Linked DNA regions of Homo sapiens: region 2 is linked to region 1. Evidence: read pairs that join two places in POLR2A ChIA-PET (ENCODE). Cell type or tissue: HepG2. All regions are shown on one strand.

Region 1 (8,000 bases):
ATTTCTACTGTTCTCTTTTGTCTGTAATATCAACAAGAAAAAGCTCTTTAAATAATTTTTTTCTGATTATAAAAGCAAACATGATCATTGCTTAACATTTTTTCATGTAAGAAATGTAGAAAACAATATATTATTTATTATACTACCCTAACATTTCTACATTTTGATGTAGTTTAATTAAATCTTCCTCAGTGCATACTAATTTTCACAGTTTTCATACTCTACCTACAATTTTATGTCCTCCTTTTGTCACTTACCACCAAAAGTTACCAGTTTCATGTCGTTATAGAAACATCAAAATAAAAATTACTATGTGGAGGTAACCTTTCGTTCATCATTTATAATGTTTCTTACAAATAATCCATGATGAGTATCTTTGATATGAAGTTTTTATCTCTCTATCTCTCTTGGGTAATTTTCTCAGGATAGAGTCAAAGAAATGTTATTATTGTACCAAAGTGACATTTTTAAAGTTCTTGATACATATTTCCAATTTGCCTTCCAAAATGGTTGAATCCATTTATACTCCTACCAGCAATATGTGAAAGTATTTATTGGCATGATTTATTCTATGAAAACCATAGTTACACATTCTAAGGGGAAAAATAGCATCTTATATTAGGATAAAGGTGAAAGCATTTTCATAGTTGAAGCAAATCTTAAGACAGGTTCTATGAGCACATGGTTTTGAGGGCTCAGCAAATCCCTTATCCATTGGGCATGATATGGTGAGCTTCCCAAAGACAGTGAGGGGCACCAGCAATAAATAAAAAGACTACTGTGTAGACTTTTTGCTTTTCTTTTGACTTTTTAAGCATTAACCCAGTCATTCTCACAGATTGCCTGTAAAACAAGAGAGAAAGTCAAATATTATACGACTGCTTAATAATTCATATGCGCTACCCGGGAATCAATTCATATAGACAAATCCCTGGAAATTCAACAGAGAACAATCCAAAAGATTTGCTCCTTGGTCCATGGTATGAAAAATGGTCTACCTGTGACTATCCAAGGCTGGGCACGGTGGCTCATGCCTGTAATACCAGCACTTTGGGAGGCCGAGACTGGTGGATCACCTGAGGTTAGAAGTTCAAGACCAGCCTGGGCAACATGGTGGAACCCCCTCTCTACTAAAAATAGAAATAAAAAATTAGCTTGGTGTGGTGGCACACACCTATGATCCCAGCTACTCGGGAGGCTGAGGCAGGAGAATTGCTTGATCCCAGGAGGCGGAGGTTGCAGTGAGCTGAGGTCACGCCACTGCACTACAGCCTGGGAGACAGAACGAGACTCCATCTCAAAAAAAAAAAAAAAAATTGTGACTATTCAGAGGACTCAGATATTGTTCTCAACCCATTAAAGTGGAAATAGGAATCAGATAGGGGAAAATGGCCATAACAGAGAACTGGAAATATATGGGCTCTCCAGCTGTGATTCAACATTAACTCCCACCGTCATCCCATACAAAATATTTGCCAGTCTAGGCTTTCACCTGCCAGGCTAGAAGAAAGGAATAATCTTGGAGTCAAAGGAGTTGGGGTTGAAATCCTAGTCCTGAAACTTTTGCAGGCTCCTGTGAAATTTACTGAACTTCTCAGAGCTTCATTTTCCTTATTTGTCAAAACAGGGCAATTTTTAGAATATGTAACATTTCTTTTTAATCTAGTGCATTAAATTAAACAATGTGAGTAATTCACATGAAATTGTAATGTGCACATAGACATTATTCAAAATGTCTATTTTTTCTTTTTTCCTTCTCTGTAGAGCCCCCAAATGCGTGACACTTATTCCTGCCTTGTCTTGCTGTTTCCAAAGCGTGGCTTCCTAATCCTAGAATATATTTCAGTGCAAACTGATTTCTTTTCACTCTGCTAACTGTCATGTCTTGGAGCATTTATCCTTTTCTTTTCTTTTCTTCCCTTTTCTTTTCTTTTCTTTTCTTTCTTTCTTTCTTTCTTTCTTTCTTTCTTTCTTTCTTTCTTTCTTTCTTTCTTTCTTTCATTCTTTTGAGACAGGGCTCTGTTGCACAGGCTAGTGTGCAAGTGGCATGATCTCGGCTCACTGCAACCTCTGCTTCCTGGGCAGCTAGGACTACAGGTGTGCACCACTTTTGGTAGAGACAGGTTTTTGTCATTTTGCCCAGGCTGGTCTTGAGCTCCTGGGCTCAAGCTATCTATGCACCTCAGCCTCCCAAAATGCTAGAATTACAAGCATAAGCCACTGAGCCTGGCCACTTTTTTTTTTCTTTTTGAATTTTCAAGCACCAACCAAGTCTTTCTCACAGATTCTCTGGGACAATGTTCTGCACTGTAGTAATATTCTTTTTATGTGTTTCTGTGTCTTCTCAATCAGATCCTGCCCTTCTCATGGGTGGGGAATATCTTTGTATTCCTCTAGGATCCTGACACCATTTCTAAAATGTTACAGGTCCTTGGTGAGTGTCTGTTCATTAGTCAAATGTTCAAATGTTCAATATTCATTCAATATACTATACATATTCTTTTAGAGCTTTCCTTACTAGATGCTGGAAATCCAATCACACATGGGATTGATCAAGTATCTAATCTCCTGGAGCTCCAAGTGCCTCCCTATCATTTTCATACAGGAGGGGCTCAGAGACAGGAGAAAGAAGCACAGATGGGTCTCAAGGTACGAGAGAATCACCTTGACTCTGTGTCTCACAGAGCACTTACTGTGAGACTGAAAATTTATCAGTCACCTGCATCAAAGGAAAAGGCTCACATGGATATTGCTCAATGATCAACAGTTCCAAACACACACACTATCCTGATCCGTCATCTAATGGTTTAGTTATGGTTCTCAGAGTGTAGAGAAGACATATTACCGAAAGCTATAATCACGTGGTAAGTCCTATGATTCCTATGAAACAGGAAGTGCAGGCTCTCACAGAAGGACATGGGAGGGGCCCCAACCCAGTGGGCAGGGGAGGCTTCTTATAGGAGGTGACAGATCAGCTGAGCCAGGAGTCATGCAGGCTGTGTAGCCAGAATGAGGGAGGGTGTTTCACAATGAAAGAGCCATATGTGAGTCAGCCTGGAGCCCCAGAGGACAGCCTGTCTTTGAAGAGCTGAAAGTGCTTTAACACAATTGGAGATTATGGTAGACAGAAGGCAGTGAGTTACCAGGTTCAAGGCTGAGTGGTGAGGGATCAGGAAGGGCACAGTAAACTTTTTAAAAGAGTTTGGCCTTTAGCCAGAGGACACTGGAAAACAACTGGAGGGTTTTAATCACTGGGGTGAGCTCATTGTGAAATGGCAGCCTGGCTGGTGGGTGGAAAGTAGATTTGAGCAGGACAAAATGCAAGCAGTGAGACCAGGAGACAGTGGGAATCATCCAGGAGGGCCAGGGTTCTTTCCTGGGCTAGAGTAATGCCAGCGGGTTTGGAGGGAGCCCGGTGTGGTATGAGATATTTATAAGGTAGACATACTAGGGCTTGATAGAATGTGGATGTTTGAAATTTGGAGAAATAAGGATTGCACTTACAGAAATGATGCTTTTCATTGAGAAAGGAAACACGAATAACAGAGTTATAGAAGAAAGATCATGAATTTGGAACATTCTGAATTTGAAGTGTCTGTGGAACATCCACATGGGGATGTACAACTAAAGTGCATGTTCGAGTCTGAAACTCATGGGCCCATTTTCTGGAAATAGAGATTATTAGAGGGGAGAACCTACAAGAGGCCATTAATGCAAAGAAGTAGATGAAGCTGCCCAGGGGTAACTCAGGCAATGAGAAGAAGCCCACGGTTGCGGCATTTACATGCAATGGATAACCAACTGCAGAGCTGGTTAAAGGGTTGTGCTGCGCTGTCACTCATTTTTCACTTACTCATTCCTTTGCTCAGTCACTTTTTCATCCATTCTTGTATTCATTCTTTTCTTTCTCTATTCATCCATGCACTTGATAATCATTTATTGAGCCAGGCACTGGGTTAAGCTCTGAGGATTCACAGATGAATGAGATACCATTTCTGATCTAAAAGGGGCAAGTGTGTAGTTTAATAATGGCCAAGGTGGTCAATAAGATTCATAATGACAACACGAGGTAATAAGTGCTTTAATGTTAGTAGAGAATTACTTGAATGCAGATTCCTATCCTACTCTGGGAATGCCTTCACAAAGAGAAAATGCTTGAGTGGTGACTTGAAGGACAGACAGAGCCTTAAGAAGTGGACGAAGAGATGGTAGATTATTGCAGAGCAAGAACTGTTGCATAAAATGCATGGACCTCAGGGAATTACAAATTGGTTAATGTGACTCAGCCAAAGGGTACTGAGATAAGAAGTGTCTCTAGGAGCTCGTGATGAAAGACCTTGAACACGGTGATAAGTAGATAAACAAATCTTGGAAGCAGTGGGAAGCAACTACACGACTTTAAACCGTTTTAAGAGGCATGATGGATTGGAGATTTGGCGGATGAATCATTCAGTGTGGAAGTAGACGAACAGGCATGATGAGGTTGTGCACAAAAGCTGGTTGGAATGATGAGGGTGTGACTTCAGTCACAGGAGTGATGGAGAGGCATAACACCATCTGAGAGATGTGAACAGGTAAGAATTGATAAGGCTTGGGGGCCAACTGGTTTTAGGGGCTGAGGAAGAAGGAAGGAAGAATCAAAGATAATGATCAAATCTGGATTTCTGATTTGTGTTAGAGGACAGACGGTGAGGCCATTCACAACATCAGGTCATAGAAGGACGAGGTGCTTAGCTCTGTTTTGGAGCCAGAACAGGTCCTTTTATTACATGTAACTTCAGCCTTGAGAGTGGTTTAGTACGATGGAATTACAATTGCTCTGGCTATAGTGTAAAAGAGGTCTACATCTACGTGGTTCAGCCAACCCACAGGCCTTCTTGACAATCTACAGTATATTTTGAACTGTTCTCATTGCTGAGGAAGAGAGAAAGTTACTCTTTTACAGTTGGCAAACCTTTTGTAACAGGGCTTTCTCCTCTAGAACAATTACAACAGCCTGAGACAGAATTCACCAAGTACTGAATTGTAAGATACGCCTCAAGGGCATTAGGACTTTAAAAGAGCAGGGGATCAGAAAAGCAGCTAGGAGCAATAAGGGGTGGTTTTCTGAAGAGACAGGACTTGAGCTGAGTTTGGCAGAGAAGTATGGGTTATAAACCCAAAGTCTCATGGGCATACAGTGTTGAAACCAAATGTTAAACCAGGCAGTGGGCTCTGAGATTCTGCATGTCTTCCCAAATCATTTTGCTGGTTTAGGAGTTTGGATTTTGGATGAGATTATCATAATTAGTCTGTTTTGTGTGTCATGATTACCACTGAAAAGCTCTCCCACCTCATCCTTCACTCTGTACACATGTTTATGGTATTACTGGATGGTGCTTGAAGAGTTTCTGGCTTTCAAGAGTTTAGGTGCTGGGGACACCTGCCTCCTTCCCTCTGGAATGCTAGGACCTGATAACTGAAAAACTCTATGGATCAAAGTCTGGGCCAGTGGACTCTTGTTCATATCAGGCCTGAACCTGGCCATGCTGACAGCCTCCCCTTGCTGGGGGCCCATGATCCACAAAATCTCCATCTGGAGCTACATCTGTGATTGGAGCAACCCATCCCTGAGCGTTGCCCATATTGCATCTTCATCTGAGGTGTTTCTAGACTGAAAACTAATGGTTTGATTATCACCTGGAGAAACCGGCCTCTTTTTTGTCTGATTTTTATTTCTTGCTTTCTCAGGGAAGCTAAACATGTTGTAAAGGAAGGCCTGGATTCTCACCCCAAAGCTGTGACAATATAAGGGGACACTGTAGGTTGCCACCCTATAAGCTGCATGGAGGTTGTTGGCCAGGGAACCCGGTGAAACCCATATCCCTCTGCTGCGGATCATATTTTTGTTGAAAACACCCCTAGTTTAGTGCTCTGTCTTGATATCTGTCTCCAATCCCTTGACATTAGCAACTCATTAAGATCCTCTTCTTGGGTGAATTGGACTAAGCTTTTCCCTGGGGACTCAGTTCTTAGCTCTGCTCACTCCCTACCCCACCGACTCTGCTTTTTGGTGTCTTCATGAATCTCAGTGTGATGCTACTTCCCTCCACCCCACCTCCAGGTCACATCAGGTGGACCACCTCCTCAGCAGCACACCAGACCCATCTGTTTTAGACAGTCTGAATAGAGAATATAGTAAAAGCTCTAATTTTCCCTTCCTAGAGATGAGTTAGATGCTCAGACTTAACATATAGGAAGAAACACAAGCAGCTGGGTGGCAGAGCCAGTCCACTTGGAAGGTGTTGGCTGGAGCATGGGCATCAGGAGCCTGGGCAGAGTTGACCTAGGCAGATTCTCCTCTGGTCATCCTACTCAGCCTGGGGAGCTTTCAGAGCTGACCACCCTCTGGTGGGAAGGGAGTGGCAGCAGAAGCATCATTTCTATTCTTCTCCAGGGCCTGAATAATTGTGCTGGGAGAGCAGAGCCAGCTAGAAGACTTTGTAACGCTTCTTGGCAAGAGCTGGGCTCCAAAGTGCGGAGGACATTTCCTATCTCTCTCCTGACTGCTATGCTGGGGGTGCACAGAGAGTTCTGAAAAGCCTGATGAGTATTTTTCACAACAGAAGGGAGTCTCATGGCAGCTCTCAAACTTGGTGTGCATGGACACGTCTGCCATGAGTCTTGCCTTTGCAGAAGGAAGTAAAGGCTCTTTGATGACTGGGTCTTCAGCATCGTGTGTCTGCTTGTTACCTGCCACCACATTGCCAGGCATTTCTTCTGTCCGGTGGGCTGGGAAGAGTTAGCAGATCCTAGGGAATGGTGAGCTGTGGTTTGTGGCTTCATGGATATTTAGGTTCCTGCCCATGGAGTCATGCAACACTGTGACTCACCATGAGCTGTACACCAAGTACACCAAGAAGTAGCAAAATCATACTTTACATAGTAATTTTAGAGCTGTTTTCTTTTTCCTTATTTTTAAAAATTACATATGTTACATGCACAGTGAGAAAAATAATTAACTAAGTCAGATACAGTTTCTTAACCTAGACATAGGGTCTATGGAGAGAGCCATTACAGATTCACTGACAAATAATCAAATAATTGTGTGTTTGTGTGTGCGTGTGTGTGTGTGTGTGTGTGTGTGTGTGTGAAAGAGAGAGAGAGAAAGGGAAAAGAGAAAGAGAGAGAGAAAGAGACAGAGACAGAGACAGAGGAGAGTGGTTTTGCCAGTAATGTCAGCAGAACTTCCCTGGGGCTGATAGTGACTGGAGAAGGTTGCCTTGTGGAGTGCCAGTGAAGACAAGCAAAGAGCTTCCCCACTGCATCTGAGATGAGGGGCCTGGACATCTTATCATGACATTCAAGGACTCTGCGGCATGGGCCCAACATGTCTCTCCTAGGGCCTGTCCCCATGGCTGCCTCTTCCTCACCCCTCCAGCCTCTTCTCCTCCCCACCCTTATCCCAACCCACCCATTAATCACACCAAGCATCCAAGGACTCACCATTCACTGAGCCAGGATCTTCTGGCCCCGGTTTCCACTTATGCTTTCACTCCCCCTGAGTGTTGTCATGGTGTCTATTATATCTGGGGACAGATGGAGTTTCTGTGCTTTCAATAGCAATGGGTTAGCACTTCCAGGACTTAAGAGACATGAGTCATTTGAAAGGTTTCAGCATGCCCCTATTCCCTCTCAAAATGTAGTATCCCAATGATGTCCAGACATTGCACAGTGTCAGCAGGGCTTACTAATGTGAAGCTGCAAAGGCCGAGGGTCTCTTTAGGACACCATCCTATGCTTCAGGCACCCCATGCTTTTCTTTTTTCTCTACTTGGTGAAATACAGCATTCATCAAAGTTCAGCTTTACCATATGACACAGTGATTTCACTTCTGGGTATATTTCCAAAAGAATTGAAATCAGGATCTCAAAGAGATATCTGCACTTCCATGTTCATTGCAGCATTATTGACAACAGTAAAGAAATGCAGTCAACCTGTTTTCATCCACAAATGAGTGA
Region 2 (8,000 bases), 130 kb before region 1:
AATTTTCTGGTAGGTAAATGTATTTTTGCACATTTAGATCTCATCCTACAGTCGCGCATTTATAAAATCAACATGTATATATGAGGTAAGGCTGATATTCATTTTAAAGTGGTTTGTTGGCCCATTAATATGAAGTTATTTGAGTCAATACACTGTAATTATGAGTCACATACATGGGTTGGTAGAGTATATATTAGACAGTTGATTAAATTACCCCAAATATAACAGGCTAATTTGCCATATACTGTATTATAGTGATGCAGTATTGGAGGTGATGATATGTTTGTGAACATGTAGAAAGCACATTTTTTGCTTGCAACTAGTAATTTACTGCTCACTCAAATGCCATAAATACTGGTTTTAGCAAGGGAAAAATCATGGACTTTATCTCTGGTCTAAACTGTGACTTGAATTTTAGACCAGAAGGCATTTTTCTATCTTTGCGAATTATAGTCTAACCGGTTACTTTCATGAGTCCACCCAGGCTGTAACTTTCCTGAGCAACAGGGCGAGGAGAACTGGACCCTGGTTCTGGCTCTGGGATGACTTTGCCCTGTGGCTTTGAGCCCAGCACTTGGCCTTCCTGGGCCTCTGCTTCATCTGCTGGTGTTCAGATGATCTCCGTGTTCCTTCCAATTCATCAATTTTGCAGTTCTCTCATCTGAATTCTATCTTGGAGCAAACATCTCATTCCCTAGAAGATAAGCTTCTGTGATCCCAAGCCTCACCCCGCATAATGTTTAAGATGCGACAAGAGGAAAGGAGGCTAACTGCAAATAAGCCACACCAGCCCGGCCCAGGGTCATTTTGTATCTGAGGCACATTCATATAAATTATCTAACCAGACATTTACAAGCGTGTTTTCCAAACAACCTGTAACACACTGGGTAGCTCGCTTTGCACCGTTGTTTTTCCCAGTTCATGGGAATACTAATAAACACAGAAGCCCCTGGAACAGACACCTGCAGGGGCTTCCTCTTAGCCTTGGCTGTTTCCTGAGGCAGAAGAGCAGGGGCTAGTTTCTTGGCAGGAGTGGAGTGTCTCCTGCCCTTTCCTATCCTGGCCTCCAGAGAATGGTGTTCTCTGCAACGTGGTGTGAGCCAGGCCTGGGAGGGGCAGCTGGCCTGGACTGTGGATGCTGTCGACCTCTGGGGTCCAAAGAGGAAGACTCGAAATAGAACACATGCTTTATTCCAAAAGTCCATTTGTTTTGTGCCAAACCAGTTAAAAGTGGATTTTTAAAACAGATTATCTCTGACATATGATAGTTTCTCTCTAAGTGATTATATAGAACCACTAATCCATCCATCTGTTCATTTATTTGACAAATATTTATTGAGCACCTGCTAATGTCAGGTCCTCTGCTCAGTGATAGCCACAGAGGTTAAGAAGGGAGGGCCAGCCCCTGCTGCAAGGGTTAATTTCACGTGTCAGCATGACTGGGCCATCTCACCCAGATGCTTGGCCAAATACCAGTCCAGATGCTGCTGTGAAGGTATTTTTAGATAAGATTAACATTTAGATCAGTAGACTTTGAGGAAAACAGATGACCCTCCGCAGTGTGGGTGGGCCTCATCCAATCAGTTGAAGACTTTAAAAGAAAAAAAAAAACCTTGAGGTCTTCAGAGGAAGGGGGAATTCTGCCCCCAGAAGGCCTTTAGACTCAAGGTGTGACGTCAGCACTTCCCTGGGCCTGTCTTGCAGATCCTACCAGCCTCCAAATCACATGAGCCAATTCCTTAAAACCTCTCTCTCTCTCTCTTTTCTTTCCCCTCTCTCTCCCTCCCATCCTATTTGCCCTGCTTTTCTGGGGAACTAATACACCTGCCCTCACAGAGCTTACCATCCGGAGAGGGAACAGAGAACTGAAGGCAGGCGTAGCAGGGATGGCGGGGTTTAGACACTCACACAGGTGTCACACAGTGACACCTCCGAAAAACGAGCAGAAATTGGCCACGCCCCACAGAGGGGAGCAGTTTCCAGTCTGAGGGAATAACACGGGGAAGATCTGGAAGACCAAGGAGACCCGGGTGTCCAGCAAAGCAAGAAGCAGAGGAGGGAGGAGCGAGCAGCTCTGGAATCCCGAGCTCGAGCCCGCACTCCCTGGGTTTCTCCCTTTGAATGTGCGCCTGGGCTTCTGAGGGTTATAAATAACTGATCCCTCTCAATAATAATGAAAACCACTGTACTAATAACAATAGCTCCTGTTAACGGAACAAATGACCCTCTATGAAGCTGTTCTAGGGGCTTTATAAGCATTGCCTCATTTAATCCTAGAAGTGTAGGGAGTCGTCTCTTTTTAATGAGTGAGGAAACAGGTCTAGCGAGGTAAAGTGACCTCTCCAAGCCAGTAGCTGGGTGAGCTGAGGTAAGAATGCAGGGGGTCTCTCCGGCTGCAGAGCTGGGGCTTTGATGGACAGGTGCACGTTGCTGCTCTGTTTCTTCCGCTGCTGTTTCTGTGCTGAGTGGTGCCAGCCCTGTTGCCACAGAGCACCTGAGGTCCTACCCCTCTGTTACATCCATTTTCTCATCTGATTCTTGCAAGGACCCCAGCAAGTAGGAGGGACTGCTGGTATCATTCCCCATCTCACAAGTGAAGAAACTGAGGCCCAGAGAACGGAACGTGGCGGGTGCCAGGTCCCAGGGCGGATGCTCACTGCGCCTGCGCCGGCTGTGTTTCCCACCCCCACCCAGGCTGCCGCAGTACCTACCAAACCTTACGTGTGCGTTGAGATCAGAAAATGGGCAATTTTCTCAGCTCCTCAGGCTCCAAGGTGCTGGCAACACGTGAAGGAGGTCAAATTGCCACCAGTGGGACGAACACACTTTTCACAGTTCTGTCTCTTCCAGCCTGCTGAGGATGTGGCTGCCAGGTCTGTTTTGGGGCATTTTCTTCCCTCTCGCTGTGCAGTTTCCCTCATTGTGGGTTCAGCTCCATCATCCTTCTGGTGCCGTCCCTGCTGGTCCCTCCCTCTGGTCTTCCCTTCATATCAGCTTTTCTTAGTTGGAAGTCCCCTTTGACACAACGCTCATGTGGTTTGATGCTTTAAAAAGTCTCAGCTCTGGTGAGTTTCTTCTCCCTCCAAGAAGCCTTCAGGGCTTTTCGAGGGCTCCCCAGAGTCTAGCTCAGAGCCTGGCACACAGAGGGAGGTGGAGTTTGTGTTTGTGGATTTAATGTGATTAACATGATTGAAAACATGGGTCGGTCACATTTGGAAATGCCCCAGTCTCCTAATAGTGTTTCAAAGGGAGGCGGACAGGGAGGCCCTTGGGGCCTGGTAAAGTATCCCAGTGGAATCCTTCCAGGCCCCTGCTGTGCATGTCCCCGATTCTTGTCCAAAGCACAATAGGGATTTTAGTGGGTGTGATAACGGCCCTGTGATTCAGAGGCTCAGCTTGAACACAAGCAGTTTCCTCTATTCAATTCCCCACCAGGGAGGTTTCCTGGTGAGAACATGGAGTTTGTTTGATAACACCCATCTTGATTTAGTACTTTTTTATTTAAACCCTGTGCAGGGAGCCTGAGCTCACAACTCCTGTCTTCTGAAAAGACTGCTGAAGCGCACCTGGATTTCTTTTGCAGCATTTGTAGAAAGGGGCCTAGCCACGGTCATTGCTACGTGGAATTGTGCACTAGGGTAGGAAAGAAGGACTCATTGGTGTGCTTTGATGGCTGTGCATGGAGGAAACGAGAGCTGGCGTCTGGTCACTACTGTGGACCTAGATGCGTCCCTTGCAATTTATACATTGAAGTCCCAGCCCCCAACATGGCTGTGTTTGGAGATAGGGCCTGTAGGAGGTAATAAAGGTTAAATGAAGAGTTAGGGGTAGGACCTTCATCCTCCAGGACTGGTGTTCTCATAAGAAGAAGAGACGCCGGGGTTCTCTTTCCATGCATGCACAGGGGAAAGGCCATGTGGGGCCACAGGGAGAAGGTGGCTGTCTATAAGACAAGGTGTCAGACCTCACCAGAAACCAAACCTGATCAGGGACTTCCAGCCTTCAGAATGGTGGCAAAATAAATTTCTATTGTTGAAGCCACCCATTTGTGGTATTTTGTTATGGCAGCCAGGACAAACAAACATGGTCGGTAATCATTGTTCTTGGGACAGTTGGACAGAACTTGTGAAACTAGAGGAGCAGTGAGAAAAGAAAGAAGCCATCAGTGTCACTGGCCTGTGTATTTGTGGCAGCCCTGAGACCCTGGGATTCTCATCCTGGAGGTTGTAGAACAGGGGATTGGTAATCTGGAGATGGTCCGTGAACTCTCAGGCCAGGCCTTCACGAGAGACGGGGAGATGGAGGCACAGGGCGCGTGGACGAGGCTCCAGGCAGCCCTGGGCACTACCTGCCAGGGCCAGCTCCTTCCACTGCCCCCATGAAGGGCCAGCCCTTAAGTCATTGTTTGGCCTCTAATGAGCCAACTCTGAGTGCAGATTCAGAAAACCATCTGTAGCTTCAGACCTCAATGACCTGAAGCCACACGGAAAGGAGAAATAGTGATTCTACAGCTCACGTTTGTCAGGCTTTTAGCTCACATTTACAGAGTGCTTTAGAATGTACTGAATGCCTTTCTTACACACTATCCATTTAGCCCTCCCAGAATCCTCTGTAGCTAGATAGGGGTGGACGATGCAGTCACTCAGGTCTGTCCTACTCCCAAGGACATTGCCACTCACATTGCCCCATATTGCCTCCCACTTGGCACTAGGCTTTGTTAGACACACTCTCCTCTCCTATGAGGCCAAATCCTCATGTCTCAGTGAAACATTCTAACCTGTCCTTCCTGCACATCGGTCACTGGCTGCTTCCATCGGCCCTGGAGTTTAGTTCAGGTACTCCTGCGGACTTTCCTGCATTATCTGTTGTGCCTCAGGGACCAGGTGGGAAGGTGCTTCTGGAGCCACAGTGCTGAGCCAGGTGCCTTTTCCCTCAGGGAGCTAAAAGGGCCCGCATAGCGCAGTGGGAAATGGATTCCAACTGCTGGGAAGCTGGGAGCTTCTCAGGGAAGAGGCAGCGCAGGAATTGGTCTTTGATGAATAGCAGAATCTGAACAGCAATGGAGGAGAGACCAGAAGGTGAGAGTCCAGGAGGGGCACAGTGTGGGCTGTGCACAGAGGGCAAGGGACCCCATGGGGCCCTGACTTGCTTGCTCTTCTTGGGTTGGTTCATGGGGTGAAGGGCTTGGGGCCTGGGCTCTCCTGTTGAACTGCAAAGAGGTTGAGCAGCATGGCAGTACTACAGGCCCTTCGCCCCTCCAGCCCCCTCCAGTCATGCTCTCCTCTCTGCCCAAAGTCCCTCTCTCCTGCTCATTCTGTTTCAATTTTTTTTGTTTGTTTTTTTTGTTTTTGTTTTTTTTTTAATTTTAGTTTTATTTTGTTTTTAGAGACAGGGTCTTGCTCTCTTCCAGGCTGGAGTGCAGTGACATGATCATAGCTCATTGCAGCCTTGACTTCCATGGGCTTAAGGAATCCTCCTGTCTCAGCCTCTAGAGTAGCTGCAACCTCAGGTGTGTAGCAGTAAACTTGGCAACTTTTCTTGGGGGGGGGGTACAGACAGGGTCTTTTTATGTTGCCCAGGCTGGTCTCAAACTCCTGGCCTTGAGCGATCCTCCCACCTTGGCCTCCCAAAGCGTAAGCCACCATGCCTGCTCTCTGTTTCAATCTTAATCCCAAAGCCTGGTCCATCCTCTGTAGCCAGGAGCTCTTCTCTGCACCTCCAAGTTGGGATAAATAAATGCCACTGCTCTGCACTCACCTCCACTGAGCACTTCCCACACTTCTGATGTGGCAAATGCCAATTAGATAGTCAGGGCACACGGGCCAAACAAGCTCAGCTGAACAGAACCTGTTTAGGTAGACTGGGTATAAACAGCACCTTGAAGGAACTGTAATTCTGGCAGCTTATGGGTACTGAATCCCAAAATGGATTTAAGGGCAACAGCAGCCCATGAAACAGTTGGGGTGAATGAATGAAACACAGCAAAGCAAATCGCCCCTTGGCATTAGTGTGACAGAACCGAGTGCACATTTGGGTTCTTTTGCTTATTAACAAGAAGACTGTGAGAAACTTCTTTTTGTAGCCTTAGTTTTTTTTACTTCATGGAATTCTTGGGTGTACAGTGCCCGGCCACAGCTCCCTAAATGGATCTATTCCTACACGGATGGGCTGCTGTCTGTTTCTGCAGTGCCAGGATGCCTTCTTTCTGGCGCCTCCAGACGGTGACCTAAACCAGCCTGTGAACTGTGCTCAGTTATGTGGGGAACGTCCTGGAGCCAGTTATGTCTGGTGCACCGGCTGCTGGCCCAACTGTGATGAGGTTAAATATAACATCGATGACTTCACGGGAGCCTGCTGGAGCGGCTGTGCCTCCTGGCACGGCGCCTCCTCTGCCCACTGTCCTGTCCACTGGGCACAGAGCGGCCGGCCAGCGGGTGCAGCTCCTCATCTGCAGAGCCTCTAAAGGACCTTCCTGCTCTGAGATGTCGGGATTCCCCCAGAGGCTAACGGGAGAAGGCAGACATCAGAGCTGTGGTTGCCGTTTCTTCCCTTATTTCAGACCCAAGTGTGTGGGCATCACGTCACATATGTTCCAAAGAGTGGTGTGGGCCTTCTGTGAGGGTTAGAAATGGCCCGGTCCAGGGCAGTTCTGGAGCTTGGGTATGGTGGTGGATGGCAGGGCTGGAACCAGAACCGGGTTTCCGGCCTCCTGGTCCTGTGCTGGGCAAGGCACAGTGCCAGGGCAATCCCACCTTGATGGCACCATTACTCATCCCTAGAGTTCACAACACCAGCTCAGGGCCTCGTCATGGTTGCTGCCAGCATTCCGTGCCAGGAGGAGGGACATGGAATAGGCTCATGGGCAACTTCCTTCCTGGGAGACAGTTTTTTGAACAAGCTGAGCTGACCGGGAAGAGTCCCCCGTGTGGTTCTTGGGGCTGAAATAAGTAAAATAATCCCCACCACTAGCCCCAGGAAAAATAAACAAACAAACAGACAAACAGGCAAAATACCCATTACAAAATCTAAAACCCTTCTTTCTTGAAAACGATACTCCTGCTATTGCTGTTCAAGGACCACCTGCGTGCCCCTTGGGGCCCACTGAGCACCTGCCTTCATTCTCTCCTTCATTTACGGACTCGGTCCACCCACACAGCTCACAAACCCAGGTCATCTAGGGCCCTGGATGATGGAGTCCACAGAATAAACCCCACATTCTCCTAGTTGCCACCACTCACCACACCCTCCCGTCCTTATCTTTATTCGACTCAAGAGACCAGCAGTTATCGGGCAAGGTGCAGAGGTTGGTACCGTTGGCTTTTGGGCTTCTGTAATGTGCTAGTCTGGGTTCTGCAATTAGAGTCTAACTTCCGAGAGGGTGGAGACTTCTTTCTGTAACCACATCCCACAGCATCCTGATGAAGAGGGATTTTATGAAGTCTTTATTTAATGTTTTAATAATTATTATATAATAAACAAGAAACTTAAAAAAATTAAAAAAACAGTTGTGCTGTATACGTGATGCAAAGTTTTACCTGAGGAAAAGAAGCTTTATTTCTAGTGAGGAAAATAGTGTAATAGTCACAGCTACCATTTCATGTGACACACTCGTGACCTCTAATAATCTCGACAATCCTGCAAGATATGGATGATTATCCCATTTTAAAGATGAGGAATCTGAATTTCACACAGAGTAGCAAATACAGTGAGTTGTTGCATGTCTTCAGATTCCAAAGCCTGTGCTCTTTCCCTGAAGCCGTGCTACTTATTATTTTGTTCTTTGTGTTCATCCACATTTAGATTTAATGTAGAAGATCAATGCACATGTAATTTTGGTGCATACAGAAGCACAGATAGAAAAGCTAGATCTTATTCTCATGGGAAGGACACACACTCAGGAAGGGTGGTTAGCAAGTCAAGAGAGTAAATGACAAGCACTAAATGAGAAGGACAGAGAATGTGTGTTGTATAGAATCGTTGTGTTGAATTTTTTTTTTTTT

What was found. ChIA-PET counts read pairs that join two places held together with the same protein. Peaks named below come from ENCODE experiments on the same cell type or tissue, not always from the same donor. Only the 100,000 strongest peaks of a DNase experiment are listed, where the experiment ranks them.
Region 2: POLR2A ChIA-PET joins it to region 1 with 6 read pairs; 2 of 35 experiments call an interaction of 5 or more read pairs at or near these places.

What each region holds. Positions count from the first base shown.
Region 1 is chr2:8,086,156-8,094,155 of GRCh38, reverse strand. The region is part of intron 7 of LINC00299 (long intergenic non-protein coding RNA 299); the gene reads left to right. Among named protein-coding and RNA genes, the nearest start is that of LINC00298, 110 kb to the right of the region's middle. RefSeq lists an enhancer at 6,482-7,681. In HepG2, no CTCF peak of the experiment used is centred here; a DNase peak (open chromatin) is centred at 3,055.
Region 2 is chr2:8,218,549-8,226,548 of GRCh38, reverse strand. All of the region lies in intron 7 of LINC00299 (long intergenic non-protein coding RNA 299), which reads left to right. Among named protein-coding and RNA genes, the nearest start is that of LINC00299, 110 kb to the left of the region's middle. In HepG2, no CTCF peak of the experiment used is centred here; no DNase peak of the experiment used is centred here; H3K27me3 peaks cover 3,486 bases.